Regions from separate parts of the Mus musculus genome. Here regions 2, 3, 4, 5, 6 and 7 are each linked to region 1. The links are chromatin loops, found by intact Hi-C in ENCODE. Cell type or tissue: left cerebral cortex. All regions are shown on one strand.

Region 1 (4,000 bases):
GAATTTAGAATGGTAGTGCTTACAAATTGCAAAACTTCTTCTAAAAACAAACTCCCCTGGCCCGTACGGGGATCGAACCCGCGACCTTGGCGTTATTAGCACCACGCTCTAACCAACTGAGCTAACCGGCCAGACGGCTAAGGTCTGCTCTCAGACAGTCTACAAGGTCTGTCCTTGTAGGAGCCTGTGCTCCAGGCTGTCTGGCTCCTCCCCTTCTCCCCAGGGTTCCAAGCACCCGCCTCTCTCCCAAGCGCTCTCCGCCCCACCCGAGCCCTTGCTCAGTGTGCTACTCCTTGAGCAGATGAAGAAACTGACGCGGGGGTGGGGTCCTACAAAGAACCCAGACCCCATAGGGGAAACATATCCGTTGCCGGTCAGAGCTCCGAGAATATTTGCAGCGAGAAAACTAGGGAACTAACGCTGTTGTCATAGCTGAATCAAACTTAGAATACGGAAATCCAGACAGAAAGCGAAGAACGACCGCGAACTTAACAGCATCGAGTCACCAGCAGCTGCTAGGACCTTAGCTGCCTTCCTGCGGACCTGAACCCCGTGCTAGTCCGCCCCCGCAAGGTCTGATTATTTATTTGTCATTCTTAAAGACTATTTTTGACTGGACTCAGAAGTAGAAACTCTCAGCGAGAACAGCGCACGCCACTTGGCGGTCTGTTCCTGGAGTTTTTCTTTGGCTTCCTTCATTTTCTTGGCCAAAAGTTTAGCATGTTCTACAGCCTCCTCCTCGTTTCCCCAGTGCCCGTGCGTACGAAGCACCTCGGGGAGTTTCGGACAGCCGATGGCCGCGATTTCCCTGTTCTGGATTTTTCAGCTTCCTCCTGACACGGCCTGGAATTCACTTCTAGCTTTCTTTCAAATCGAGGCAGCTCTCCCGCCTCGGCCTTCCGAATACTAAGATTACAGGCACGCGCCACCACGCCAGGCTCAAAAATGTCTTTATAAATCGTTGCTAAGTACAGTAACGCATGGAGTGAACAAGACTGAAGTTTTTCTCAAAAACAAAACAAACAAAAGAGCCACCACCTCTGCATCTTGGTTTAAGTTCGGACAATATCACGGACTTACATGAAAATACTACTTTGTATCTGGCAACCTGGTGGCCAGAGTAACACCGCTTTGCAGATTCCCCTAAAACCTCACTCAAAAAGGTGTGGAGCAGAGGCAGGAGGCTGGAAGCATTTCCAGAGAGACCCGGACTCTTCAAGCCAGTAAATAGCTGGGTGAAGTGGCGCTTGCCCACCTGTAACCCCAGCATTTGGGAAGTGGAGACAGGGGGATCAAGAGTTCAAGGTGGAGCAGTCGAGTTCGAGGTCACCTGGTTTTTACCCTCCCTTTCAGCAAGACTCCTACTGTCACGGAAGGCAGGTTTCCCTACGTCCCTGCGTGCAATCTGTTTAAACACCCCGGGTATTTATGCGGTGAATCCTCTCCCACCACCACGTCGTGCACTCCAAAGGGCCGCAGCCAAGCCGACCTCAGCAAACGCTGCGAGTTCGAGCCCACTTTCCCAAGGGATGGGTCAGAACCCGCTTAGTGCCCAGGCTCACCCGGCTACCCGACGCCAGGACGCGGCCAGGCACAATGACTAAGAGGGAACGCTAGGGGGCACCCGAGACCCACGGAACTCAGAAACCAGGCGGCTAAGAGTACAGAAAATTAAGTTTTCTTAAGGGAGTGGATGTGTCTTTATACACAGCATTTTAAATAGCCCACTTTCTGATTTTTCATTTGTTCGCGTTTTTGAGCTATAGTATCATTTAGTCCAGGCTATCCTCATAGCTGAGCATGGCAATGAACCGCTCCTCTTGTTTCCATCTCCCTGAGGTTAGGAGTATAGGCATTCACTGGCAAGGCTGAATTTTATGCCGTGCTGGGGAATCGAACCCTGGGCTTCATACAAGCTAAACTACCAAATCAGCGCACCCCCAGCCGTATGTTTCCTTCTAGTAGAACTTTTTGTGTTGCCCTGTGTTCTGTTGTTTAGCTTTCTACATGAGAGTCGTTGGCCTGAGTGGATTTCGTTGAGTTCCTTTTTTTGGACGGTCAAATGCACGAGACCAGAGAGCAGCTGTGCTGTTTTTGTCTGTTTGTTGGCTCTTAGCCGGAGATGCCTTCAAGGGCTTCTTGCTACAGTCTGGGTTGGCTGTTCTCTATGCCTGCTGCCCAGCTCATCTTCCCAGCCTTCCCCATCCTGTGCTGGATCCCTCTCCCGGCAGCCCCAGGGGTTTGTCTCCCTCACTTTGGACGTCCATCATCCATGGTGACTCCTGGGAAGTGATGAGATCTCCTTTCGTGTGTGACCCCATTTTTGCCTCTGCCCCCACCACACCAATAACTGGGGAATTCTAGAAGAGAATTAGAAGCAATTGGAAGGCCACACTCCTCTTTTATGGCCAGTGAAATATTCAATGTCATGCCCCCTGTGCTTCTGTGAGTCTATCCCAAAGTTATCACATTGGGATAGACTCACATATCCCAAAGATATCACATTTGGGATAGACTCACAGAATGTGAGTCTATCCCAAAGTTATCACATAGCCTACGATTTAAGAAAGACAGTTTGCAGCAGGGGCAGTGGTGGTGTCCCCCTGCTTCTGTATCAAAAGATCTGGTGGAAAGAGTCACCTGACAGGAAAGCTGGAGTGGCAAAGGATAAAAGCATTTTCCAAAGTCTATGTAGCTGGAACTATGTAACCCAGGCTGGCCTTGAACTCGCAGAGATCGGCCTGCCTCCACCCATAGCCCCAAGCCACAGTGCTGGGACTAATAGCAGGAATGTGTGACAACCCCCTTTTCTCTGTGTCTCTTGCTTTTTCCAGACGCCTGAGTTGATTCTCCTGGCCTTCTTCACTAAGGCTCCATGACTCTAAGCTTGTCCTTCCTCTCCCCTCTGCAGCGGCTGGTGATCGAGCTCAGTCACTGAGTTCTAGCTTTTATCTTCCTCTTCACATTTTTAAATTTTGACATAGAGCTCTGGAACACACAGTCACAGGAAGGCAGAACATTTTCCATAGAGAAACCGAAGTCCTGCTTGTGAATTCTGGGCTTGGGGTGAGATGGAGAAACAGAAAACAAATAGGGAAATGAAAATAATTTAAATGTTTCACTCCCAATGTGTGCATATGAAAACTGTTAGACAAAAAAAAAAAAAGAAAGAAAAATAGACAAACAGAAGGGCTTTTCAGATGTTACTTCTATTTTTCTATTTATTTATTTGTTTATTTATTATGTATTTATTTACTTATTATATTACAGTAAGTACACTGTAGCTGTCCTCAGATACTCCAGAAGAGGGCATCAGATTTCGTTATGGATGGTTGTGAGCCACCATGTGGTTGCTGGGGTTTGAACTCAGGACCTTTGGAAGATCAGTTGGTGCTCTTAACCACTGAGTCATCTCGCCAGCCCCAGATGTTACTTCTAATTTGCTAAAACACATCAGTTGTTCCAGGGGCCAGTTTGAAACACACCCTCCATAAAATATGTACACGTTGAAACCCTTTGCGCCCAACTTCTTCTGGGCACAGAAACACAGGGAGTCAGAAGCCATGGGCTGGTGTCTGGGTTCAGTGATCCACCAGGAGGTGCCCCTGACAAAGCTCTTTATCATCTTGGGACTCCAACAACAGGATATATGGTTTCTATTGCCCAAGTCAGCAAAAACACTTCTCCCATCTGCCTGTTTAACTGGGTCAAAGGGTAAAGTTTGTCCTGAATCCTCAATGCTTAAAATCAGGCTTGCCCCTAGACAGATAAGAATGATACAGAGGTGACAGGTGCTGATTCCCCTGGCTTTTGGACAAACATTTATTAAGCACTTGCAGTGTGACAGACCCTGTCAAGCCTTAGGCAAAAGCCCCTAGGAATTGGGTGGGGCACCAGGGACATCTCATTTAGTCTTCACTGCGACCACTTGGGTAAGGATTTTTCTTTTTCTTTCTTTCTTTATTGAATTTAAATGCAGTTTATTTTTAGACAACCCACA
Region 2 (4,000 bases), 240 kb after region 1:
CTGCCCACTCCGGCTCCCGCCAACCCACCGGTCCCCGAGCCCACCCAAGGGCCAGCACCTAGGCTGTCCTAGACACACTCTTCCCAAAGCGAGCTAAGCTTGGATACGAATCGAAACCAAAAAAGCTCATGTGACTCTGGAGGCAGGGATGCGGCCCTGTGCCCAGCCGGGACCGGGAGACGCTGTCTCCACCCAACTCGGCCATCTTGAGAAGCCGCGGAGACAAAGCGACCCCACTGTGCGGGCGCTGGCGGTCCGGGCACCCTAGCTGCTCCACGCGACCGGGGAGGGGGCGCCGCGCACCTTTGAGGGTGGAGCGCTCCACCAGGACCGTGTGGACCTGCGGGTCTGACAGGAACTTGCGCATCTGCTCCAGGGCGCTCTTCTCCTCCAGCGCCGCCTCCAGCGCAGCCGGCGCGTCGCCGCCGTCCTCCAGCAGCAGCGGCACCAGCTTACGCAGGTGCTTCTGCAGCACCGCCACGTCCGCCACATTCTGCACCGCCGACACCTCCAGGCCGGCCGAGCCGTCCTCGCCGCCGCCCGGCTCCGACATGGCGGATCCACGGAAGGGAGAGAGATAGAAAGAGAGAGAGCGAGAGCCGAGAGGAGCGGCCTCCGGCACGAGAGAGCAGTGAGCGAGGGGAACCGGCGACAGGAGACGCTCTGCCCGCTAACCCGCGGCCGACTGCGGACAGCGGAGCCGGCTCCGCCCTAAAGGCCGCCGCTCCCGCCGGCCCCGCCCCGCCCGCTGGCTGCAGCCACCGGCGCCCGCTCGCGGTCGGCGTCGCGACGTTACGCATGCGACTGGAGGCGGGGCTATGTGCGGCGCCGCGTGGCCTTTTGGGACTTGTAGTCGGAGGGCAGGGCGGGACCCATTACTCTGCGCAAAAGTGGTCCAGGAACCGCGTCTGTCTTCATTGCCAGGTGGCAGAGAATATCACAGAGCCAGCCCCTCAGGCTTCATAAATAGTGTTTTAAGGATGCATTGACGAGAATTGACATTTAGTGAGAGTTCATCCTCTGCCCGACATTGCTATTAATAACCTGAGTTCTCCCGTTGAATGAATGGAGTCTGGAGTCCCAACTGCCCAGTCGTTATTAGATACACATTGGGAAGATGAGGACGTTTTTTCAGAGGAGATGAGGGGCATGCCCACAATGACTTCGCTAAACTGGATAGGGAGAGAGTGGAAGGGAGATGATTTTAGCTGAGGAACTGGCGTCTGAGGAAGGGAAGGTTAGGTATGGGTGGAGCAGCAACTGCAGTGCAGTCTAACGGTAGGCTAAAAGAAACCTGGATAGTAGGAACATCAAGCTACGATGGGACCTGGCTTCTGAACACAGTGTCATTTACCAAGCGAGGGTGATGTAAGAGAAGGACGCATGAGTGAATCCACTGACAACGGTAAGCTCCCCATACCTGCAGCACCCACCGCTCTGTGGGTTCGGGAATCTGGATCGGCAGGAGGCAGGGGCTCAGATTGCTCCTAAGTTTCCCTGCATCTGACCCATCACCCCTCCTCCCATACACGGAGGACAAGAAGGGCAGAATCTCTTTGCTTACTTTCTTAGGGTTAGTAACTGGCCTTTGAAAGTTCAGGTCATAACTTGCCTGTTCAATTGGGTAGAGGGAACTAAGCCAAAATGATCTTTAAAAATATAATAATGCCGAGTTAGAAAGCTGAGTCCTGATTGGTGGGATGATGGTGGTATGACTTGATTCTCCCAAATCATCTTTGGAATACGGGAAGCCCTACAATATGCTTATTCCTTGCACAATTGTCCTGTGCCAGGTCCCAGAGGCTGCTGATGGAGGCCCGAAGATTCTTCTAGAAGCCAGACAGAGAGAGAGACAGAGAGACAGAGAGAGAGAAAACAGATAAATATCCCCATTCTCCCTCCATCAGCCCACCCTGGTGTAATGTGTCATAAATAATCTTGCAGAGGTGAGAGGACAGACCCAAAGCTACTGTGGTGAATTGCTACTGTGGAATTGCTGGCGTACTGGCAGTGATCAATACTGAATGTCCACCTGACACTAGGTGCTGTGTTAGTGTTTCCCTCTGCCTATCCTGCAGAGATAGGAACAAGGACAAAAGACCGGAGATTCTGAAACCTGCAGGGACTTAGTGGGTGTGGGGCTGATTGCACACTGGCTGCACTGTGAGTCAGCACCTGGGAAATGCAGTCATTCAGTTATCCGAGGACTCACTCATCTGCAACCTGGCTCCACGCCAGGGGACAGATAGCAGGCTCAGACTTTGGATTATTATCATTCCAAAGAAGACAGAAATGATTTGTTTACAAGGATTTACAAGTGGATCAAACCTGTGTGCTTTTTCAATAAACATTCTGTTTTTGTTTTTTAATATAGTAAGAACAGACCTGCTGCACACAGGCTGCTGAGATTTCTAAGGGCACCATCCTAGAGGCTGGCCAGGCTGAGACAGGGCTAACGAGGAAGCTGAGCTTGGCTGAAGATGCCCTTCTGCTTCGTGGCATAGGACGCAGCCAATCTTGGGTGGGGACCCGGCCTTTCTAGTCTCCTGTCTGTGAAAGCATCTGCTTTCAAGTGTTGAGAGGAGCTGGGAAGAGCATTTCTTTCCTGATGAGGGATGCTGGTGGCGGCTAGAGTACATACAACTTTGTCATAAATTTGTGATACACTGTGTAGAGGTCTTGCGCATTCCCAACATCTCTTTAAAATACCATATGACGTGCTGTTGAGATACCGTGTCAGGCTCATTCTCTGTATTCTGCCCCCTCTCTCAAGCCCTAGAGAGCACACAATCTCTCAGTGGGACCACTGTCAAACCAGCACCTCCAGGCTGTGTTTCCAAATACCCCTTCTCTGAATTCCATATTGGACTTTTGTTTTTCAAGGTCTTGTCATGTAGCCCTGATTGGCCTGGTACTCAGCATGTATGTAGTACATGCTGACTTCAAACTTGAGCAATCATCCTATCTTGGCCTGTAATTCCAGCCCTAGAATTGTGGCGTGTCCTACCATACCTGGTTCATGTTGGGGCATTCACTCATAATCAACCCCACATCTGACATTGCTCTTAGGCCTGGAGAACACCCAACACTTTCTTAATGTATACTTAATGTATGCTTCCAGTCCAGGAATGGGAGGAAGGCGAGCGGCAGGGCACATACAGGTAAAGATTTGGAATTTCTTTGCCATACTTTCAGACAGACGACATCATTTGCGCTACTAGGCACAGCTGGAGGATCTAGCTGGCATTTCACCTCACTGCAGGGCACTTTTGATGAAGCTTGTTCCAGACTCTTATCCCCTTTCTGTCTTGCTTCGGCATTAAATGGGCCTCATAAGGACTGAACTGGATCCGGGTTTTGGAGTTGAAGACCAGGGAAGCCTTGCACCATCAGAACAGGAAAAGTCCATTTGCGCCCTCTGGTGGTCACGAATTTCCTCACTTTCAGGGGGCCTTCTTTCTACTCCCCACCTCCCCATCCATCTGTGTGGTGCCACCCGGTCAGCTAGCAAATGCCAGCCTGTGGTTCGGCCCATATTCCACCACCCACAGGGAAGATTTATGAAGACTTTCTGGGCAGAAAATTTACCTAAGCCCTAGATGCGCCTGGTACTGCCTAGCTCCTTCCCTTTTCCCTCTAGTAGAACCAACCACGTCTCTTACCAAAACTGTGCCCCCAGCTAAGTTTCCTGCTTCCTGGGTGCCCAGCCCCCTCTCATCTTCTGCTTTTCTGATTCTGTCTCTTTCATCCAGCCTACTTCTTTAAAAGGGTTGGGGGTGGGAATCTATACAGTTGCAGCACTAGACAGGCAGAGGCAGGAACATGGCAAATCCTAGGACAGCCTGGGCTACATAGTAAGACTGTCTGAGAAACAATCAAGTCAAAACAAAGCAAGGCGAGAGAGAGAGAGAGACAGACAGACAGACAGACAGACTATGTCACATCTCTGCAAGCACCACATTTCTGCTGCTCTTTCCAGCAAACTCCTTGGGAATAAACA
Region 3 (4,000 bases), 180 kb after region 1:
ATCTTGCTTCACCTACTTCTGAATGCCTGCACTAGCCCTGCCTGTTTTCTTAGCCTTCCCATAAGGGTCAGGTCAGACCACCAGAAGGACAAGGACAGGGTGTAGCAGGCTGGTGCTATGTTGCTGCTGCTGAGTCACCTCACCTGCTGTTTTTAAAAGTGTCCCATGTCATCCAGGTTAGCCTAGAACTCTCTACCCTATTACCCGTGGGTGCTGGCATCTCAGGGATGAGTTACAAAGCCTGGCTCTAAATGGTTGTTGACTGTGTGGGGGCTTGCTCTCAGAGCTCTGCCTAGCTTGTTAGGCTCTGGATTCTACCACCAATGCCGTGAAAAGTAAAACTGACTTAATACAAGGTATGCTGTGTTGTTTGAGGCATGCTGTGTAGACTGGATGTTGAACTCCACGGTTTTCTGCCTTTGGCTCCAGGCTAGGGCACAGCCTGCATACCACCAAGCCTCCATCAGTGCTTCCAACTCCTGAACTAAAGCTAGCCCTCAAACCTTCTTTTCAGGACTCCCCATGAACAAGCCCTTCCAGCAAGGCTTAGGGTGGGCAGGGGTCCAGGAGTGAGGGGACTCACTACCCACCTTGGGTGGTAAGCAGGACCCTTTCAGCATTGTTGGGGAGGCCCAGCCATGAGGGTGTCTGGGCGTCAGGCAGCAGCTCCACCCACTGCACAAACTCCTCTCGCCTGAGAAAGCAGGACATTTGGAATCAGAGTCCGGTAGACTGTGGCTCCAAACACGCTTTCCCCCCAAACACCCCTCCCCCAAGCCTGACTTCTGTTCCCACATGCGGCCGCACCTGATACCATCAGGCATCTGGATGTCCTTGTGCCCGTCAACCTTGCACGCCAGCTTGAATTCACTGTCGAAGCTGCGGGTGGTGAACAGCCGCTCCAGGAAGGTGTTGAGCAGACGCTGGTCGAACTCATTGTCCACCCGCCCACCATAGATGGACTGCGCCATCAGGGTCTTCAGGGCAGACCATGGGATCTTATCCGGTGAGATGTTCTGCCGGCCCTGGGGAGGACAGAGGCTGGGTTACATGTGTACCCTGGAGGGGCCAGCTTTCTGCTGCAGTCTAGTTCTGGCTGCTACAAAGTATCAGCCCTCCCTTGAGTTCAGATCCACTGTCTGCCCCCATCACGGGATGGGTGATGTAGCCTAACTTGCCTTGGCTGTGTCGTCCAGCCACGTGTCCACCGTGTCACAAGCTGATCGAAGGTCAGATTCTCCAAATTCGTACTTCTTTGACCACCCCAGTGGAGCATAGCGCAGGCGCTCTTGGATGATGGCATGGAACCAAGCCAGCAGGAAATACAAGCGGGCGCGCTCATTTGGAGACTAGATGAAGAAAATGACCACAGACAGATTCGTCAGAAAGCATGTGTTTGTCTAAGGAAACCAGATCCTACTTCAGAAGCAAAGATCTGCAGAACAAGCCACCCCCACCCTTCAACCATCTGACCGGCAGCGCAGGCAGCACCAGAATCAAGCAATATGGCTGACCAAAGCACCTAGCTTTCTAAAGATCCGGATTGGCAGAATGGCCCTTGAATTTAGACAGGTTTCTAGAAGATTGGCTTTTATTTATTTATTATATGTATGAGCACACCATTGCTCTCTTCATGCACACCAGTAGAGTGCATCGGATCCCATTACAGATGGTTGTGAGCCCCCATGTGGTTGCTGGGAACTGAACTCAGGACCTCTGGAAGGACAGTCAGTGCTCTTAACCGCTGAGCCACCTCTCCAGTCCAGAAGATAGGCTTTCTTAAAATGTAGATTTCAGCACCTAACAAAACACCTGAAAACCTCAAGAGCTGAAGGTACCCTGTCCTCATGTGGCACAGGGACAGCGCACGCTCTGCAGAGGACTGAGGGCCACAGCTCTGCGGGGTGCATCTGCTCGCTTGGCAACATTCCTCACTCTTCTGCCTTCCCAGCGGGCACAGGCAGGAACCTGCTCGTGGGTTTATATACACGTGTGTTCAGAGAGAGCGAGCGCGCTTTACCTTGCATATCCTAGAGACAGGGATGCTGCTAAATGTCCTCAGCATGTTGGCTTTCACTCCGGGTGGTGGCTCAAACACAAAGATCCGACCAGCACGGAGCAGGTTCACGGGCACCTGAGGGAGAAGGTAGTCTCTGTGATTGATGTCTTCTTTTATTTTGGAGAGACAATGTGTGGTTGACCTCAAGCTTGCAGCAATCCTCCTGTCCCAGCATCACAAGTTCTGGGGTTGCAGACATGTGACCACACCCAGCTGACCCACTGGTTCTGATAAAGGCTTGACAGAGGCACCAGCACCCTCAGCTCACCTTGGGGTTGATCTCCATGGTGAGGAAAAGTCGGAAGCAGGCGTGGGGCTGCAGGGAGTGCAGCTTCTTCTCCAGCTGCATCAGCCAGCCCGGGGCCAGGTGCACGTTCTTCAACATCACCCACCTGCCTGACTTCACGGCGGTGTTGATGGCCTTATCTGCTTGGTTAAAGCCTTCTGCTGAGCCTGAGACAAGGAAGACAAGTGTGAACCACGGCAGGCAGCCTTATGCTTCCAGGCTGCCCGGTGTTCACGAAACCAGCACACATCCTTACCGATGGCAATAGACGTGATCTGCGTGTTCTGCTCTGCTGCGAGGTCCTCAACATGTCCGCTGGCATCATACCCAGGCACAGAGCACATCAGGACAGGTGTGTTTGGCTTCACCTGTAAATGACATGGCACACCCCAGATGACGGGTTATAAGACAGGACCTGTCAGGAGAAGGCCTGAGGGTAGTGTTGGCTCGGGGAAGACTGCAGCCAAGAAGCAGTGTGTCTGGGCTATATCACAGGGTGCATGGGGAGCAGGGATGGGGCACGAGGACATCCATTACCTCTGTGCCCACAATGTGGGTGAGGTCGAGAGGCTGCTCCATGATGGACATGAAGGACTCTCCGAGGTTTGTGGAAACAAACATGTGGGCCATGGCCAACAGGCGGTCGGGTCGGAAGGCTTGAATCAGGAGCAGGCGGTGGATGGCCTGCCCAATGGGAGCTGAAACGAGGCGTGGCAAGGGAGGGTAAAGGTGCTGACATCTCCACCAGAGCACCAGCTCAGCCAGGCACGAAGCCCCCGAGATCCAGCTCGGACCCCAGCCTCCTGTTTCTCTTGGACCCAGGGAGCGTCTGTCTTTGTTCCAATGTCGTATTAGATACCTGGCGGTAAGGTCTTTTTTTTTTTTTTTTTTTCCATTTTTTATTAGGTATTTAGCTCATTTACATTTCCAATGCTATACCAAAAGTCCCCCTTACCCACCCACCCCCACTCCCCTACCCACCCACTCCCCCCTGGCGGTAAGGTCTTACCACTGGTGTGGGGTATATTATTATTTTTTTAGACAGGATATCACTATGTAGCTGTGGGAAGCATTGAAGTCACACTAAATTAGGCTTGAACTCTGAGATCTACATGCCTCTGCCTCCTCAGTGTTGGTATTAAAGGCATGTGTTATCATGCTTAGCAAAATAAGTAAATAAAACATCTTTGAGACAAGGTCTCTTTATATGGAGTGGGGCTATGTTGGCTGCCCTGGGGGAATTTTTATGTTGCATGTGTATGTGTGGCGGCCACATGCAGTTCATGACAACTAGTGGGGCTGGTTCTCTCAGCACATGGGTCACAGGGATGGAACTCAGGTCTTTACCTATGTGGCACTCACAGGTGCACTCAAAGAGTCTTTATGACACAAAGATAATCCCCACTCATCTTTGTTAGGCATTGCTTTCACTCCAATAAGATGAACTCAATCACCTTATGCCTGCTAGGTAAGTATTCTATAGTTGAGCTATGTTCCTAGCCCGCTCCAGCCTCTGATGGTCACTGGTGATAACGTGAGGGGGAATCAGAAATCTGATCTTCCCTCCGCCAACGTAGGAGCCATCTCCCTAAATGGTTTCCTAAAATGGTGATTTTGTTATTTTGAGGCAAGAGCTCATTATTTAGCTTAGGCTG
Region 4 (4,000 bases), 230 kb after region 1:
TGGGTACTCTCTGAGGCTCCTTTTAGCAACTAAACCTTGAAATTCAAGTATAAAATACAGAGCCTGAGCAAACACTGTCTGCTTTGTTGGTTTTAAGATGAGACAAAAGCAAAATTCAAAACCATGACATTTGCACAAAAGGTGAGCTGGAGATCACTGTGCTAAGTGAATAAACTGGACTCAAAGACCAATGTCTCTCTTATGTGGGCTTTGGATTTAAGGGGCAGGGAGTAGAAAGGGGACTGAGGGGGAGGAAGCCATCTTAAGTGGGAAGGGAATACAAGGGGTAATGGCACATGTGAGCTGGGGATGTCTGGGGAGCAGGGGAGAGCACCAGGAAGTGGGGCTCAATGATAACAAAGTAAAAGGACACCTGTATACGCAAATGCTGTGATGGAAATCATCTTTATAAACTGACTTTACAAGCCAAGTTCACACCTAAAGGCATGATACTTAAGGTCTCTATCAAGGAAAGTTTTTTCCAAACAACTTTTTGATATAATTTTAGAAAGAGAAGGAAGAAGTAGGTAGAAGAACTTTCTAATGTATCTAGTACCACCTCTTGCTTTGAAAATAACTACTGTCATCCTGTAGGAGTTGGCATCTTCCAGCAGTACCCAGAAGGCCCCAAGCACAAAGAACATAGGGCAGTGTCCACCCTAGAGAATGCAGGTCACCTCTCCTAGGCCTGGGAGTCCCTGCTCTTGACTGTGTAAGTACTCTGCATCTCAGCTGAGGAAAGAGACTGTGTAGCGAGGGTGGTGTTGAAAAGCAAACCCCTGTAGGTACTCAATGTTGGTGTCTTTCTACTGTACACTGCTCCAACAACAGTCAGTTGTCTAAGGGCGTGGAGTGTGACCACCAAGAGCTGTTACCCAGTGCTGGGGGGTGTTGGGGGTGGAGCAAGTGCCCGCCACTGAGGCTGGGCCATTCATCCAGATTCACCCAGACTATGAAGCCAGGCTTCGCCAGAGATCCAGTGTGTTCCTCTTGTGCAGAGCCCACCCCGGCGGGCCAAGGAAACTGCTTTTGCATGCCTAAGTTGGTTTTAAATTTTTTAACTTTAAAAAAACTACTGAAAAAAAAAACCCTTTATAAATCAGCTGACTTTCCAAGCACTCAAATCTAGATATATTACAAGATATAGCTATATTATAAGACAACCCTGCTGCCTGAGAGCCATCACACCTATGCCTGCAATCTCTACTTGCCAGCGTAAGACAAAGCACAGACAGGCCCTGCCCTGCAGCTGTCAAGGCAGTGGATTAAGAAATATTGTCTTCCTGGGCTCGGTGGCAAGCCTTCAATCCCAGCAGAAGCAGGCAGATCTCGAGTTCGAGGCCAGCCTGCTCTATAGAGTGAGTTCCAGGACAGCCAGGCTGTTTACCCAGGGAAACCCTACCTGAAAAAAAACTACAAAAAAAAAAAAAAAAAAAAAAAAAAAAAACCTATGGAAAAAAAAAAAAAGAGGAAGAAAGGAAACCAAAGAGAGCAGAGCCGCCCGTGTCCTGCACTGTGGTTCCTAAGCTCTCCGCAGTCACACAAGGCCTCGCCGCACAGCATCCCAGTAACACGGCCAAGTACTTTTCCCCAATGCCCATCATCACACAAATACAATCACAGAAGAGACAGGCCAGACACAGGCTCTCAGCCTGTGGCCTGTACTCCCTGATCCAACAGGCTCCACCGCCCACTACAGGTCTGAGCCAGGCTCAGGAGCGAATGCTGCAGTTCAGTTCGACACTAGGAGCACTGCAGTGCAGCAGAAAGCAGCTCAGGCTGGCTCAGGGAGGCACGCCCAGTGATGTAATCCCCAGACAGGAAGAACCGGGAACAGCCCTGCTGCTTGGGTGAGATTCCAGCACCCCTAAGAGTAACTTGGGGAAGTCATTACTAGTTGCTCAGAGAAATACACCTGGGTCAGTCTTGTATATCCAAGTTCCTGATAAATACGGAAATCAAAGTCTGAATATGCCCAAACCTCACTTACACAGTATTATGCTTGATAAATTATCAAATATGCTTTTTGCAGAAGATCAAGCTTGATGGCATACACCTGTAATCCATCTCAGCCGTGGGGAGCAAGGGGCAGGAGGATCACCTCGACTTCCAGTCAGCCCGGTCTACACAGTGAGTCCCATGGGAGCCAAAGTTATAGGTCATCTCTAGAACTGGGTGTGTTTGTGGTAGCTCTCTCCCTTTTTATCACTCTGTAAATTATTAATCTTATAAATAGTAAAAAGAAAGTTGGCTTTCTACTTCGATAAAAATGTTTAAAGTTGAAGGAAGGACACTTGATCATTCGTTGTTAATAATGGGAAGCAGCTCACTTACAGACCCACCTACACGTTCTGTCCGGATGTCACACTTCACTAAATCTCAAACCAGTCCGAGCTGGAGAGATGGATGGCTCAGTGGGTAAGAGTACTGACTGCTCTTCCAGAGGTCCTGAGTTCAATTCCCAGCACCCACGTGGTGGCTCACAACCAGCCGTAATGACTCCCTCTTCTGGAGTGTCTGAAGACAGCTACAGTGTACTTACATGTAATAAATAAATAAATAAATCTTTAAAATAAATAAACAAACAAACAATTTAAACTCTCCGGTCAGTTTCCTGGTGTCTGTAGACTGCTGATTAATACAGTTAACAGGGGTGGACAATTCAATGGCAGAGCTAGATGTGCTGTTCCCACCCAGGTCCTGAGCTGCATGCTGTGCTGGGCCACACTGGCAGACACTGCCCAGCCCGCAGCAACATCTGAACATGCACGCTTCCGCAGACAGACCAATACATCCCAAACTACTAGTGCAAATTAGGAGCAACTGCAGTAAGCCCGCGTTGCCCTCACCTGAGGGCATCTCTTCAAGTGTGCTGACCGGGCAGGAGGAAAGGGGCGAAGCCTGGTCCATCCCTCCAGCGTCTGCCAACCGGAGCAGGGGAAGGCATTCATTCATTCACCCTACACCCACACCAAATGACTCCTTACAAGTATCTAGGTTTTTCTTTCATCTTCTTTTCCCTTTAAAATCTAAAACTGACCAACACCGTATCATGATGGTCACCATCACCACACAGACCCTCTTATGTGATAGCTTTAGCTTTATCCCTTTCTCATCTCTGGTGCCGCGGACCATGACTTCCCTGCCACACCTCCCCATGCTGGCAGTGGGCTAAGAACTCTGGGAAATACAGGCTTTCTCAACCTGACAGTTTGCATCCTTTCAGGTGCGTGAAGGAGGCATTACATTCCACTTACTTCTCCTAATGACCTCTTCTCTTCTCTTTCTTTTCTTTCTTTCTTTTTGTTTTTGTTTTTTGTTCTTCTGAGACAGGGTTTCTCTGTATAGCCCTGGCTGTCCTGGAACTCACTCTGTAGACCAGGCTGGCCTCCAACTCAGAAATCCACCTGCCTAAGTGCTGGGATCAAAGGTGTGCACCACCACTGCCCAGCTCTTATTGAACTTTTCAATGAACTGAAGTTTGTTGAAAAAGACAGTTACTAATGCCTAAGGAACTTCGTACTTGGTACTTCTCTTCTGGAGCCAAGGTCTCATATAGTCTAGGCTGGCCTCGGGTTCAACCTTGAACTGATCCTCCCCAGTGCTGGGGTTATGCACAACCAGGTGCTGGGGATCAACCCAAAAGCTATCTAGATAAGCACCCTGCTAACTCAGATACATCGCAGTTCCAAGGACTCAGTACTTTCTCAGTTAATATTAATTTAGAAGAAAAATAACTGATATGAAATAGAATAAGCCAAACACTCCTATCTCTTTTTAAATTTAACTTTATGTGTATGGGTGTTTTGCCTGTATGCATCTGTGTACCATTGTCTGTCTGGTGCCCACAGAGGCTAACAACGGCTATGAGTCACTGTGGGCAGTGAGTGCTCTTAACCACTGAGCTGTCTTTCCAGCATCAATATTCCCACCTCAGTAAATGCACTCAAGAACTGCCGAGACTAGCTTCAGAGTTCTTCAAAAATCCTTTCCATCAAAC
Region 5 (4,000 bases), 420 kb after region 1:
GGATTAGATTATACGGTGACTAGACGCTTTCGTGACCAGGTCTCAGTTAGCAGACTGAGGTGGTGAGCCTCAGAGATGACAATTGTACAGGGGGATAAAAGTTACTTTTACAAGAAGGTAAGTAGGGCTGTTGAGATGGCTCAGCAGGTAAGAGCACTGACTGCTCTTCCAAAGGTCCTGAGTTCAAATCCCAGCAACCACATGGTGGCTAGCAACCACCCATAATGAGATCTGATGCCCTCTTCTGGTGCGTCTGAAGAGAGCTCCAGTGTACCTGTTTATAGTAATAAATACATCTTTAAAAAAACCCAAAAAACAAGTAGGTAAATAACTGGGTGAAATCAGCCGTGATCCTTCTAGGTGGAGGAGAAGGTTTGCCAAAGGATGGGGCCTAAGTATAAGTGTGCAAAGATCTGGTCCCGGGAGGGAGACTGGCTGTGTGCAGTGGCGTGTGAGCTGAACTTTCAAGCCCAGTCTCCTCTCCAGAGCAGACTGATATTGGTCTCCCAGCACAGCTATAAGGATTGACTTCCTGGCATTCTCTCAAGCAGTATACCTCCAGGTTCCTGGTGTAGCTATATAACTACACGTGGGCTCTACCCTACACCTCGGGAGCTCTGAGCTCTCTGGAGCACAGGGTTCTGTAGCTGCAGGGTAACCCTCTGTTCCGAAGCTCGCGTGGTGGCCTCTTGTGACACACCCTTGTCCTACTCAGCAAGCCTCCCTCTCGTCATGCCAGCTTCTTGGAACCTTCTCACAGGTCCCCCAAACAGCCCTGTGCCCTGTTGCAGTCTGTCTGTGACACCCCTTCTTTCCAACCTTCTCCTCCATTTGTCCCCCTGTCCCCAAAGTATCTACCAGGAAGGAGCACCATGAGTGTTGGGCTTTGCAGAGCTGAGGGATGGATGTGGCCCTGAATTCTGCACAGAGTCCCCAGGCCTATGTGCAGGACCACGTGTAATGGGGTTTAGATAGTGTAGTGGTTTGTATTTGTTCGGCCCAGGGAGTGGTGTTATTGGAGGGTGTGGCCTTGTTGGAGTGGGTGTGGCTTTGTTGGGGGTAGGTGTGTCACTGTGGGTGTGGGCTTTCAGATCCTCATCCTAGCTGCTTGGAAGCAGCTTTCCACTAGCAGCTTTCAGATGGAGATGTAGAACTCTCAGCTCTGCCTGTACCATGCCTGCCTGGATGCTGCCATGTTCCTGCCTTGATGATAAGGGACTGAACCTCTGAACCTGTAAGCCAGCTCCAATTAAATGTTGTCCTTTATAAGACTTTCCTTGGTCATGGTGTCTGTTCACAGCAGTAAAACCCCAGCTAAAACTGGTAGCCAGGCAGGAGGGCTCTTTCTGGTGTCATACTGCCCCATCCCAGTATGTGGTCCTGTAGAAACTTCAGATCTGGCTCAGAGCCTCAGTTGTCTGGCCAAAAGCCTGCACATTTGCCAGACCCTTTGTTTGTTGTTTGTTTGTTTTTGTTTTGGAGACAGGATTTCTCTGTGTGGGCCTGGCTGTGCTGGAACTCACTTTGTAGAACAGGTTGGCTTCGAACTCAGAGATCCTTCTGCGATTGTCTAAGTGCTGGGATTAAAGGCATGCGCTGCAGCCACTGTCACCCCCCCTGCCCCCGCGCGCCCACTGCTGGACCCTTTTTGGGCTCACCCTAGGGCACACACTTTCAGCAGCTCACAGGTGGATAGAGCATCCTTGGAAGATTTCCTCTGGAATGTTTACACAATGGCTTGGGGTTCCCAGGGTGACCATCGTGGTGATGAGCCTTCTGCTAAGGGTCACTGCATGATCTCAAACTTCAGTTTTCATCTGTAAAATAGAAACACCAAATACCTCATGGGTAGTTGCAAGGATGGAGCTAATCACAGCCAACAAGCTTATGTACTCAGTGATGAGTGGTTTCTGTGGCCCAAGATATTAAAAGCAACTATGGCCGGGCGTGGTGGCACACGCCTTTAATCCCAGCACTTGGGAGGCAGAGGCAGGTGGATTTCTGAGTTCGAGGCCAGCCTGGTCTACAGAGTGAGTTCCAGGACAGCCAGAGCTACACAGAGAAACCCTGTCTCAAAAAAAAAAAAAAAAAAAAAAAAAGGGCAACTATGATCCTTGAGCGCCATCTGGTGTTCAAAGCTTATCATTGCATCTAGGAGTTCTCAGCTGGGTGGTTTTTCTCAAGTTATTATTAGGCCTGCATCCCTCTTCCTCTGCCGCATGTCAGCCTCTGGCCTTTCTGCAGGCAGCAGGCAGCCTATTCCTGGAAGGTGGACAGAACGTGCCAGCATAGGCCACTCTACTCCCACCCTGCCAAGGACACTTGGGAACAGCCTTCTGTCCCTGGTACCCTTTAGGCTGATGAACAAAGCTTTGAGGACAATCTCGTTCAGTTTCCTTTCTCTGGTTAGTGATTGGGGCTGCATGCTAGGTTTTTCATTGTGTGTGCATCATGGATGCGCGCGCGCGCACGTGTGTGTATTGTCAGGCGTGCACACAGATGTGTGCATGTGGGTGTGTTCACTGGCTTGTGACCACGGGGACACCAGAGATCAATGTTGGATGTCTTCCTCTATCTTTCTCCACCTTACCTTTTGAAACAGTCTCTCACTGAACTTTCAACTGGCCCTTTGGCTAGAATGGCTGGCCAGCAAGGTCCTGGGATCTCCTGTCTCTGCTTCACCTCAGCTGCCTGCCCTGCCTGCAACCCGGTGCTGGGGCTCTGAACTGGGCTCCTCCTATTTTAACAGGAAACACAGTACAGTCAACAGGTGTGTGTGTGTGACCCTGGGTCAGGGACGTAGCACTTGCCAGAAATAAATGTCTACGCCTAATGTCACCTTGAGCATTCAGCCTTTCTTCCCTGCAAAAGGTTACGCGGGCGGGGCTTGTTGACCATTTATGCCCCTCCTCCTAGTGGGTGGGGTAGGGCTCTAGATTCTGCCTGAAGTATCCACCTGTTCCCTACCCCGTGGCAATTCTGCTCGAGGCCTTGGGGAGGGGCTAAAGTACATAGAGGCGGGAAGGACCAGCCCCGGGACTGTTTGTGTGGCTGCAGGGATGGCCCTCGTCCTTGCTGGGTGAGGCTTTTTAGGTGTGGCTAGTGTTTGTAATCCCTCGCCTTACCCTCTGTACAGAAGCCCAAGGAATGCATTGATTCCCACTCACTTTGGCAGAACTATGCCTTGGCGTGTTCCTGCGACCTTCGGAGGAGGAGAGGTGGACTTTGCTAATGCCTTCTCTGAGGAGGAATTTTAGCTACAAAAAAGGAGGGGGCGGGGAATGGACTGGGATTTTTTTTTTTTTTTTCTGGCTTGTGGACTGTATTTTCATGGTGGTCTGGGGTTGTAGGGTGTGGCGGGCATGTCATCGCGGTGTCAGGAATTGGAATTGTTAGGAAGTTGGAAGGACTTTGGTCAGTCTATAAGCAGTTCTAACTCCTTTGCGGCAAGTGGCTTTCCTGACTGAGACCTCTCACAGTTGGATTTGATGGCTTTGTTCCAAGCCTTCAGCTCCTTAGATGAAGCCCATTGACATCATGGAGAACAGGGTGTATTGCTGGGGCCGGGCTTCCGTTGTTATCAAAATGCAGAAGTGACCTCAGACACAGATGGACGTTTGATCAAATAGCTGGTACTTTGTGGCTGCGTATCGTCCGTACATTAAATTAATCACGACAAGTGCTGACTGAGGCCCGGGGAGATGGCTCAGTTGGTGAAGTGTTTGTTGTGCAAGTTCAGATCCTCAGCACCCACAAGAAAGCTGAGCGAGACAGCGCATGCTCAGGGGCTCACCAGCCAGCCAAGCTGAGCGAGACAGCGCATGCTCTAGGGCTCACCGGCCAGCCAGCCTAGCCAAATTAGTGAGCTCCAAGTGTGGTGGGAGACCCTGTCTCAAAAAATAAGTTGGCGGATGATTGAGGAAGGAACCCAGTGTTGACCGCTGACCTCCGCGAGCATTCATGTATGCGTGTGTACTTCTACACACGTGCACACACAAAT
Region 6 (4,000 bases), 410 kb after region 1:
AGGGCAGAGTACAGGGCTGGGTCACTAGGCTGTTAAAGAACATCGTGGATGGAGGGAGGTTGGATGCAGGCCTGGGATGCCCATAGCCTGGGATCCTTCTAGGTGTGGCAGGGGGTTCCAGCTCGACCCTGGCTCCGCAGCATGATGGCAAGGAGTGAGTCCCCCTGCCATGCTCAGCGACTGTCACTAGATTGCAGTAGAGACTCAGTGACAGGTTTTGCAGCTGAAGAATTGCAGACACAAAATAAAACCCTTCCAAATCTTAGTCTCCTAGCACAAAAGAATTACATTTCAAGCACTCGGGAGCCAGAGGCAGGTGGATTTCTGAGTTCGAGGCCAGCCTGGTCTACAGAGTGAGTTCCAGGACAGCCAGGGCTATACAGAGAAACCCTGTCTCAAAAAACCAAAAACCAACAAAACAAAACAAAAAACAAAAAAAGAATTACATTTCAAGTGTGGATGGCGAGCGCCTTTAAAGCCTTGAATCTGGGTCATATACATAAAATAAATAAATAAACATCTTTAAAAGGGGTGGGGGAGGCTGGAGAGATGGCTCAGAGGTTAAGAACACTGACTGCTCTTCCACAGGTCCTGAGTTCAATTCCCAGCACCCACATGGTGGCTCACAACCATCTAGAGTGAGATCTGACGCCCTCCCCTGGTGCGTCTGAAGACAGCCACAGAGTACTCCCATATATAAAATAAATACATCTTAAAAAAAAATCCTTGAATCTGGTGCCCTGGGGGGGAGGGGCTTCTTGGACCATACTGTCCTCAGGGTACAGGGCTTTTGAAGCGAAGGATGCAGTCAAGTGCTTCAGTGCTTGTCTAACATGCACCGGGCTTGGGTTCCAGCTCCAACATGGTGGGAAATATCCTCTCCTCAGCAGCCAGAGCCACCCACTGACTCCAAACCTGACTGTGTTGCTTTCCTATTGGGAAGTCCCTTTCATAGCTGCTGCTGTGTCCAGGTCCAGGGGGAAGACCCTGTTTTGCCTGTTGCGCTTGCACTGAGATTTGTACTCTCCCTTGAGCTATCGGACCAGTATTGAATTCATCACTTTGTCCGGGCTCAGCTCAGAACCGACCCAGAGCTGCCCTTTGGATACAAATGAGGCCAGGGACCCCAAAACAGGCCCAGCTGCGAAAGGAAAACCCTTAACAAAGGAGCTCACTGAGCCCAGCCTCAGCACTGCTGTGGACACAACCCGTCACCAGACAAAGCCTTTGCTTTCCTTTGTATCTGGTGCGGCTCCCGAAGCCAGGGCTGGAAGCTGGAAGCTGGAAGCTGGAAGCTGAGCGTCATGTTCCTTCTTCTTCTAAGACCACATCTCCACTGATCCACCTCCCCTGCGGCCTAAGGCTGCTGCCTGCGGATCTCAGCCTCCATCTGTTCCCCTTGGGAAAGAGAGAAGGGCAGAAATAAGCCTAGTGTCTGGGGGTGCTTTCCTGGGTAGAGGCGTGGGCTCATGCCTGCTCAGTCTTCGAAGCTGAAAAAGCTACACAGGGGTTAGGAAAGAGCTCTAGCTCTTTTCACTGTGTCTAGAGGTGAGGTATCTGCACCCCTCTCCTGACCTGGACAGGCCCTGAGACTAGTAACCTCACTGGCACTGAGCTGTGTACAAAATGGGGAGGAGCTTCCATCATTCTCAACCTGGGTTTACAGCGTGGCCCCGCCCCCAGGAGGGTTTACAGCGTGGCCCCGCCCCGGGAGGAAGTGTTGGCCTTGAGTGGGTACTAGGCCAACAACCCAACCACAGTCCCCAGTTACAGGCAGCACCAGGACAGGTGGACACCAGTGGGTGACGACCCTGAGACACTGACTAACTGTACTGGAGATGGTGACTTTACCATTTTAAGCTACTTTGTTTTGCGGGTGACTCATAAAGCAGCCAAAAGGAGCCGGCATAGAGGATACACGGAGCTGGGAGAGGGATGACTGACTGAAGGAGAGTCTGCGCTTGGCTTCAGTGTGCACCTGTAGTAACTGCATCTTCGATGCCCAGTTCCATCTGCCTCTTCTGCTTATTGGCAGGGCTCTCTGAGAAGGGTGGGTGGGTGTAGGCTGCTTAGAAACCCTTGGAGGTGAGGCCTCACAGGCAGGTTGGCACTCGTTAATTAAGCAGATATTATTAGTTTTGTTTACCTGGGAAGAGCGCTGCGATAACAAACCGCCAGTTTCTCTCCTTCTGCCCCTTGCAGACTGAAGTTTTTATTATTATTTTGATCCCAGCACCAGCCAGAAACGGGTAGTGTGTCTAAATATTTGAGTGCAGGCAGAGGTGGAATGGCAACGTGGTGATTTCATCCGAAGTCACAGCTTTAGTGAGAAATGCAGCGACAGGGTCCTCAGTGTTACAGCAGATTTCCAGAAACCAGGCAAGGTCCAGAGACCTGGGTGCCTGTGTGTTATTCCCTGAGACAATTCAGCCACATGGTAACTAGTGTCCTCCCGAGGTAGGGGACCCTCACCACTTTGGGGTGGAACCACTGTCTGCAGGGCTTAATGCTATTAAGTTTGGGGTGCTCCTGAAGGGGGACTAATACACAACTGTGGTACAGACTAAGATTGGAGGGGTCGGTGATGCTGGAGCTGGACCTCTTGTCTCATGATGCAAAGTACAAGTTCTTTCTGCTGTGCAGATATCAAGGACCAGCCACTGAGCTGCCAGGGCCTGTGGACACTCCTAGCATCTGCCTTTGTGCTGGTAGGTTTACATCAACTTAACTAACACAAGCTAGAGTCGTCTGAAAGGAGAGAACACCCCATGAGAAAATGCCTTCATACAATATGCCTATAGGGTATTTTCTCAATTAGTGATTGATGGGAGAGGGCTCAGCCCATTGTAGGTGGTGCCATCCCTGGGCTGGTGGTCCTGGGTTCTATAAGAAAGCAGGCTGAGCAAACCATGGGGAGCAAGCCAGTAAGCAGCATCACTCCATGGCCTCTTTATCAGCTCTGCCTCCTGGTTCCTGCTCTGCGTTCCTGCTCAGACTTCTTTTCCTGTCCTGACACCATCTTCCTGAGGAACAGCGATATGGAAGTGTAAACCAAATAAACTCTTTCCTCCCCAACTTGCTTTTTGGTTGTGGTGTTTCGTTGCAGCAATAGACACCCCAGCTAAGACAAACTCCTACAAAGCGGGTATGGAGGTAATGTGGGAGGTGGTCTTCCTCTCACAGGCTTGCTGCCGCGCCCTGGCTGCTGCGGTTCACATCTCCTCCTCAGGGGCTCGACGCCAAAAGGCAGCAAGTTCCTTCAAGGCAGCAGCTAGCGCTAGCCTTTGCTTTCCGAGGGGACAGTCTTCATTCCAGCCTCTAATTCCCTCCTCTCACCCTTGAAGGCTAAGCAGGGAAGTGGTGGATGCTTCTACCATCTGCGGGTAGTCAGGCTGAAGCCGAGCATCCCTGTGGTGCGTCTCATCCTTACCACGCACACGCACGCACGCACGCACGCATGCACGCACGCACACGGAAGGTGATGAGGCATTGCTCCTCTGCACCCCTACCCCGTCTGTCACCTGCTGTCCATGACTCTGGCCACCTGCTTCCATTAAAGCGGCACCTGAGCATTGGCCTCTTATGGCTCCTCTCAGGATGAAGAGTGACAAGGACAGCCTTGTGACTACGATTTTGGTCACACAATCCCAATACACATTTCAAACAAACAAACAAACAAACAAACAAACATTTGGAATCTCTTCAGAGGATTGAGTTTACTGAAGAACTTTAAGAAGCCCGTGGACGTGGGGCTGGAGGGATGGCTCAGTGGTTAAGAGTGCTGGCTGACTCCGCTTCTAGTCAGTTCCCAGCACCCACATGGCAACTGTCTGTAACTCCGATATCTGACAACCTCACACAGACATACGTGCGGGCAAAAACATGCCAATGTGCATAAAATATATTTATAAAATATAAAAGAAATTATTTTTTTAAAGTCAGTGGGCCGGTGGGTCATGTGACTCAGCATATTTTTAAGCCCCACCCCCACCCCTCCTCC
Region 7 (4,000 bases), 400 kb after region 1:
ATCAGCCGCCACCCAGAGCGACCGCGGCACCTCAGCGCCACCTCAGAGCCTGAGCGGCCTCCCCAGCTCCATGCAATCCTGCCAGCGCCCTGGGCCCGCCCGCGAGCCTGGACGACCTGCCGCCCCGCCCCTACCCGCCGACGCGGGGACCCCAGACCCGGTCCCGGAGCCCCCGGCCCCGACTCACTTTCTCCTTCTTGTTTTTATTCGGCATGGCTGGTGCGGGCCGCCGCCGCCGCCCCTGCCTCCGCCCGCCGCCACTGCCGCTGCAGCAGCAGAAGCGCCCCCGGCCCGGCCGTCGCGCCGCCCCGGCCGCCGCCGCCGCCGCTGCAGCCGCCGCCCGGGGACTGAGTCGCTCGTCCGCTCTCGCTTCCCCTTTTCCAGGCTCCCAGAGGCTGCGGCAGCCGCGGCGGCGGCGGCGGCGGCGGCAGCGGCGGCGGCGTCTCTCCGCCCCTCTCCCGGCAGGCCCCGCCCCCGCCCCAGGCCCCGCCCCGCGCCGGCCCCACGCTGCCCTCTCCCCGCCTCGCCGCCCTCAACGACGCCACGCCATTGGCCGACACGGCCCCACGTGCCCTAACGCTCCGCAGCGTCGCCCCGCCCACTGCGCGGCCTGTCCCCACCCCCTCGGTGCGGACCGGCTCGTGTGCCGGGCTGTGAAGGTTTTGGTGGAGCCATCAGGGAGGGAGCTACTGGGGAGAGGGAGGCGTGTGCGGACAACGGAGGTGATAAAGTCACGGCCGCTGAGCCGGGACGGGGAGGAGAGCAAAGGACAGTGAGGAGCGGGAATGCACATGTGAGATGTATGGCGACTATTCTGTAGCCTTCCAGGCACGAAAAACTCTACCCCATAAGCCTGGTAGCGGTGACGCTCGTGCAGTGCGGAGGAGACCCGGGACCGCGCGAGCGGCGGTTTCCTTGGGCCATTAGGCCCCGCCCACGAAGGCAATGCTGCTGGCTCCGGGGTACGCTCCGCCCACCGCACGCCTCAGAGGCGGGGCTCGCCTCAGCCCCGCCTATAGAGTCCACGCCTCTCCTTTCGTCCCCGCCCACGCGAGCAAAGGAACTCTCCCCAGAGCAGACTCTGCCCACGGCGGTCCAAGTGTAGACTGCCTAGTTCCCCTGTGGTCCTGCACGCCGAAATTTCTCTGTTCCAGACTCACCCGCAAGGCAACCGGCTTCCCCAATGTAGGCACCGCCCACCTTACGTCTTAGGGATTGGATCCACCTAGGCCGAGCCCATCAGCTGCTCACTCTGAGACTCTACCTGCACACTGCCACCCATCGCCCCGGCCCACCAGGGAGGTAGTCAGATCAGTGTAGGCTTTTTTTCCGAGCCCATTACGTCTGAGCAGCCCTGCGTCTTTGTTATTCTTTAATTACCAGTGGTCGTTAGCCTGTGAGAAAACTGCATGAAGACCAGGGATCACTTGATTCTCTCACTTCTCTAGTAGCTCTTTATGAGGGAAGAAGCTAATTCGCTACTTATACAGTCCTGTTTTTGGAGTTGTCAGTGTCTGACATCCTATGCTAAGGGGGAGCACTCAGAAGGAAGACTGTAGGAGTGAACTGTTTCGAGTGCAGGAGACTTCAGGCGCTCACTCATGATTTAGGAGGTGCCTTCGTCATAAGCTTTGAGCCTGCTAGACAAACGCTGGAGACTTCAGCTACGTACCCAGGCCAAGGCACTGAAAAATCGATGTATCTTAACCCTTGGTTTTTGTTTGTTTTTGTTTTAACTCTTGTAAATGCCAAGCAAAGCATTTTTGGTTGTTCTCACCCAAGCTCTGTGGGGGTTAAAAAAAGAGAGATTTATCAAAACCCAGAGGTGCTGTAGGAGGTTCTGAGAGTAAGTTGTGTCTGCTGGTGTCTGAATGTTCACCAAAATAAAACTAATCTGCAGATAATCGTGACAGACTGGAATGGGTATTTTTACAGAATGGGTATATGACAGAATCTTAAGTGGATTAATACTTTCCTTGAAACAAATAATTAAAAAAAATACCACGAGTTACTTTGAAATTTTAAAATTAGGCGCTATCAATGTAGTAAGCATGGTACAAATTTAAATCAGGAAAGAGTAAGTAGATCTGAAGTTACTGCGTTTTGGCCATGGAACAAGGAGGAGTCTGGGCTTTCAAGGAAATACGCTGATTTCATGAAATACGCCGGTATCATGGCATGACCCAGGATTGCACATCCTTGATCCATTTGACAGACATTTGCTGGACATCCATGATGTTCAGTACAGCACAAAGAGCCCCTTAGTGAGCAAGGTGTCTGTCTCCCTTGTTCCCTGAGAAGTCACATGCCTGGATGGGAACAAGAAGCCCTGTGCCATCCTGCAGGATGGGTGGCAAGTCCGAAGGAAAGGGGTGGAGATGGTCTAATTCAGGGACAGGATAACGGGAGGTGCAAGATGTTTCCTTGTGGCTGGAGAGGAAAGGGGAAGGACAGTTCCTGAACTAAGGCGAATGGCTTGACGGGAGCTGGGCTGGTCTTTCAGCACAGTGAAGGCTGCAGGAGTATGTGTAGCTGGATGCTGACATGTCCTGGCTGTTGTACAACAGTGTCCATGAGATGGAAACATTCTGTCCTTCAGGGAAGCTCCTTAAACAGGAAAGTAAACAGCACCATAGCTTCAGAAAGTGCCCGAAGCTGACCAGATTCTCTAGGCCCCTCCCTGCTGGATAGCCAATAAAGGCTGAGAGCCTCCCTCAGAGGTAGGAAGCCGGGAAGAAGACTCACACCAGACTAGTTGCCAGGAAGAGGTTTAGACCAACTGAGGCACCTGGAAAGGACACCCTCTCATGAGTTGAGCTACCTGCAGTCTGTGTGGTGTGCTCCAGCTTTGTGAGCCGTCACCGGTGCTGGGATGGGGTTTGGTGGGTGGAGCGACCTTTGAGTCATTTATGCTCCTGTGTGTAACCCCAATAAAACTTAAATGAGTTCACCAAGTTGGACTTTGGTGGTATCTGTACTTTGGTCTGTTATGAGTTTTGGTCTTGGGTAAGTAGGTGTGTGTGTGTGTGTGTGTGTGTGTGTGTGTGACATCTCCCCAGAAGAGCTTGTCACACAACATAATTGGCATTTTAACAGGGACATGGCAGAACTAAAGATGAGTTGGGGAGGACTGAGGGCATTGTCCTGGCTATGGGCAGCAAGACATGCTGGGTAGCAAGGCATGCAGCTGAGGCAAGAAACCCGAGGGGAAGCATCCACAGAGGAGATCTCAATACAGCATCCTTTCCTATATGGTGTGTGTTAATGTGCCTCTGTGCTATGACGGCAGTTTCCTGGTTCTTGCTATAGGTAATGAGATGGGCAACTGAGGCTGAGCCATAGGATTAGGAGAGTCTGTGGGAGGAATCCCAGGATGTCAGTCTTCACTTGTGTGATGTGGAGTGGCATATCGCCTGTCTGATGAAGTGCAGGGGGCACCATGTGAATACAGAGATTCCCTGAAACAGTTAAAAGTTTGGAGGGAATTTTGCAGTCTTTGAGATTAGCACGGAAGAGTTGAGACTGTTGACAAGCCGTGGTGAAGGCTTCCTGGCCACTGTTGGGTGGCATCGAGAATGCACCTGGGGCTGAGATGGCAGCCAGGCTGGAACTTGCTTGTGTAAAGCAGGAACTTGTGTGTGTGCAGGTGCAATCGCAACAGGAAAGGGAGGTGTGGTAGCATCCTTCATGCCGGCATCTGATTTAGCAAGTAAACTGGATACTCAATACATGAGAGGCTCTCTCACTCTCTTGTGGTAAAATCAATAGAGGACACCCATCAAGTCATAGCTTACATAGAAAAGTAGGGGAGATCTGTGATCCAGCTCAGATGGCAGGGAAGGGAGGGTGGGCTTTATAATGCTCCAGGGCCAAGAACTAAGGTAAGAAGCAAATCTCAGTGCTTGAACTTCTGAGGTTAGGAGAGACTTCTAAAGAAGCAGTGAAAGAGCCTGTCGCAGCCTGACTTGTGAGGCTGGGGACGTGGAAGGAGATGGGATCA

What was found. Hi-C counts contacts between places; a loop is a spot of excess contacts. Peaks named below come from ENCODE experiments on the same cell type or tissue, not always from the same donor. Only the 100,000 strongest peaks of a DNase experiment are listed, where the experiment ranks them.
Region 2: a loop joins it to region 1, with 7 times the contacts of the local background. A loop is called at or near these places in 36 of 42 quality-filtered maps.
Region 3: a loop joins it to region 1, with 3 times the contacts of the local background. A loop is called at or near these places in 8 of 42 quality-filtered maps.
Region 4: a loop joins it to region 1, with 2.4 times the contacts of the local background. A loop is called at or near these places in 18 of 42 quality-filtered maps.
Region 5: a loop joins it to region 1, with 5 times the contacts of the local background. A loop is called at or near these places in 29 of 42 quality-filtered maps.
Region 6: a loop joins it to region 1, with 3 times the contacts of the local background. A loop is called at or near these places in 27 of 42 quality-filtered maps.
Region 7: a loop joins it to region 1, with 2.6 times the contacts of the local background. A loop is called at or near these places in 26 of 42 quality-filtered maps.

The regions. Positions count from the first base shown.
Region 1 is chr12:110,841,469-110,845,468 of GRCm38, reverse strand. 4921507G05Rik (RIKEN cDNA 4921507G05 gene) reads right to left here. Exons shown (of 2, transcript NR_152102.1): 2 at 1,665-3,060. It overlaps n-TIaat6 (a tRNA gene), which reads right to left and starts at 131; the gene lies at 58-131. In left cerebral cortex, CTCF peaks have their summits at 1,610 (motif pointing right) and 3,332 (motif pointing right); DNase peaks (open chromatin) are centred at 189, 694 and 1,615; H3K4me3 peaks cover 1,716 bases; H3K27ac peaks cover 456 bases.
Region 2 is chr12:110,598,158-110,602,157 of GRCm38, reverse strand. It overlaps Dync1h1 (dynein cytoplasmic 1 heavy chain 1), which reads right to left and starts at 763. Exons shown (of 77, transcript NM_030238.2): 1 at 304-763. The coding sequence starts at 553. It overlaps Gm35558 (a long non-coding RNA gene), which reads left to right. Exons shown (of 2, transcript XR_381950.4): 1 at 1-1,405; 2 at 1,794-4,000. In left cerebral cortex, a CTCF peak has its summit at 3,425 (motif pointing left); DNase peaks (open chromatin) are centred at 2,181, 2,485, 3,404, 3,694 and 5 more places; H3K4me3 peaks cover 2,534 bases; H3K27ac peaks cover 3,254 bases.
Region 3 is chr12:110,659,867-110,663,866 of GRCm38, reverse strand. Dync1h1 (dynein cytoplasmic 1 heavy chain 1) reads right to left here. Exons shown (of 77, transcript NM_030238.2): 65 at 2,883-3,043; 66 at 2,602-2,713; 67 at 2,328-2,512; 68 at 2,021-2,134; 69 at 1,179-1,349; 70 at 808-1,025; 71 at 591-694. Among named protein-coding and RNA genes, the nearest start is that of 1700001K19Rik, 21 kb to the left of the region's middle. In left cerebral cortex, a CTCF peak has its summit at 1,682; no DNase peak of the experiment used is centred here.
Region 4 is chr12:110,606,765-110,610,764 of GRCm38, reverse strand. The region is part of intron 1 of Dync1h1 (dynein cytoplasmic 1 heavy chain 1); the gene reads right to left. Gm35558 (a long non-coding RNA gene) reads left to right here and starts at 1,921. Exons shown (of 2, transcript XR_381950.4): 1 at 1,921-4,000. In left cerebral cortex, a CTCF peak has its summit at 1,736; a DNase peak (open chromatin) is centred at 1,756; H3K27ac peaks cover 239 bases.
Region 5 is chr12:110,417,085-110,421,084 of GRCm38, reverse strand. It overlaps Gm40577 (a long non-coding RNA gene), which reads left to right and starts at 3,021. Exons shown (of 3, transcript XR_873021.2): 1 at 3,021-3,079. In left cerebral cortex, CTCF peaks have their summits at 1,958 and 2,165 (motif pointing left); DNase peaks (open chromatin) are centred at 2,149, 2,404 and 3,765.
Region 6 is chr12:110,427,452-110,431,451 of GRCm38, reverse strand. No RefSeq gene overlaps it. Among named protein-coding and RNA genes, the nearest start is that of Gm40577, 11 kb to the right of the region's middle. In left cerebral cortex, no CTCF peak of the experiment used is centred here; DNase peaks (open chromatin) are centred at 1,371, 1,644 and 1,915; H3K27ac peaks cover 995 bases.
Region 7 is chr12:110,443,573-110,447,572 of GRCm38, reverse strand. It overlaps Ppp2r5c (protein phosphatase 2, regulatory subunit B', gamma), which reads right to left and starts at 349. Exons shown (of 16, transcript NM_001373949.1): 1 at 188-349. The coding sequence starts at 214. In left cerebral cortex, no CTCF peak of the experiment used is centred here; DNase peaks (open chromatin) are centred at 35, 574, 1,001 and 1,540; H3K4me3 peaks cover 1,412 bases; H3K27ac peaks cover 1,222 bases.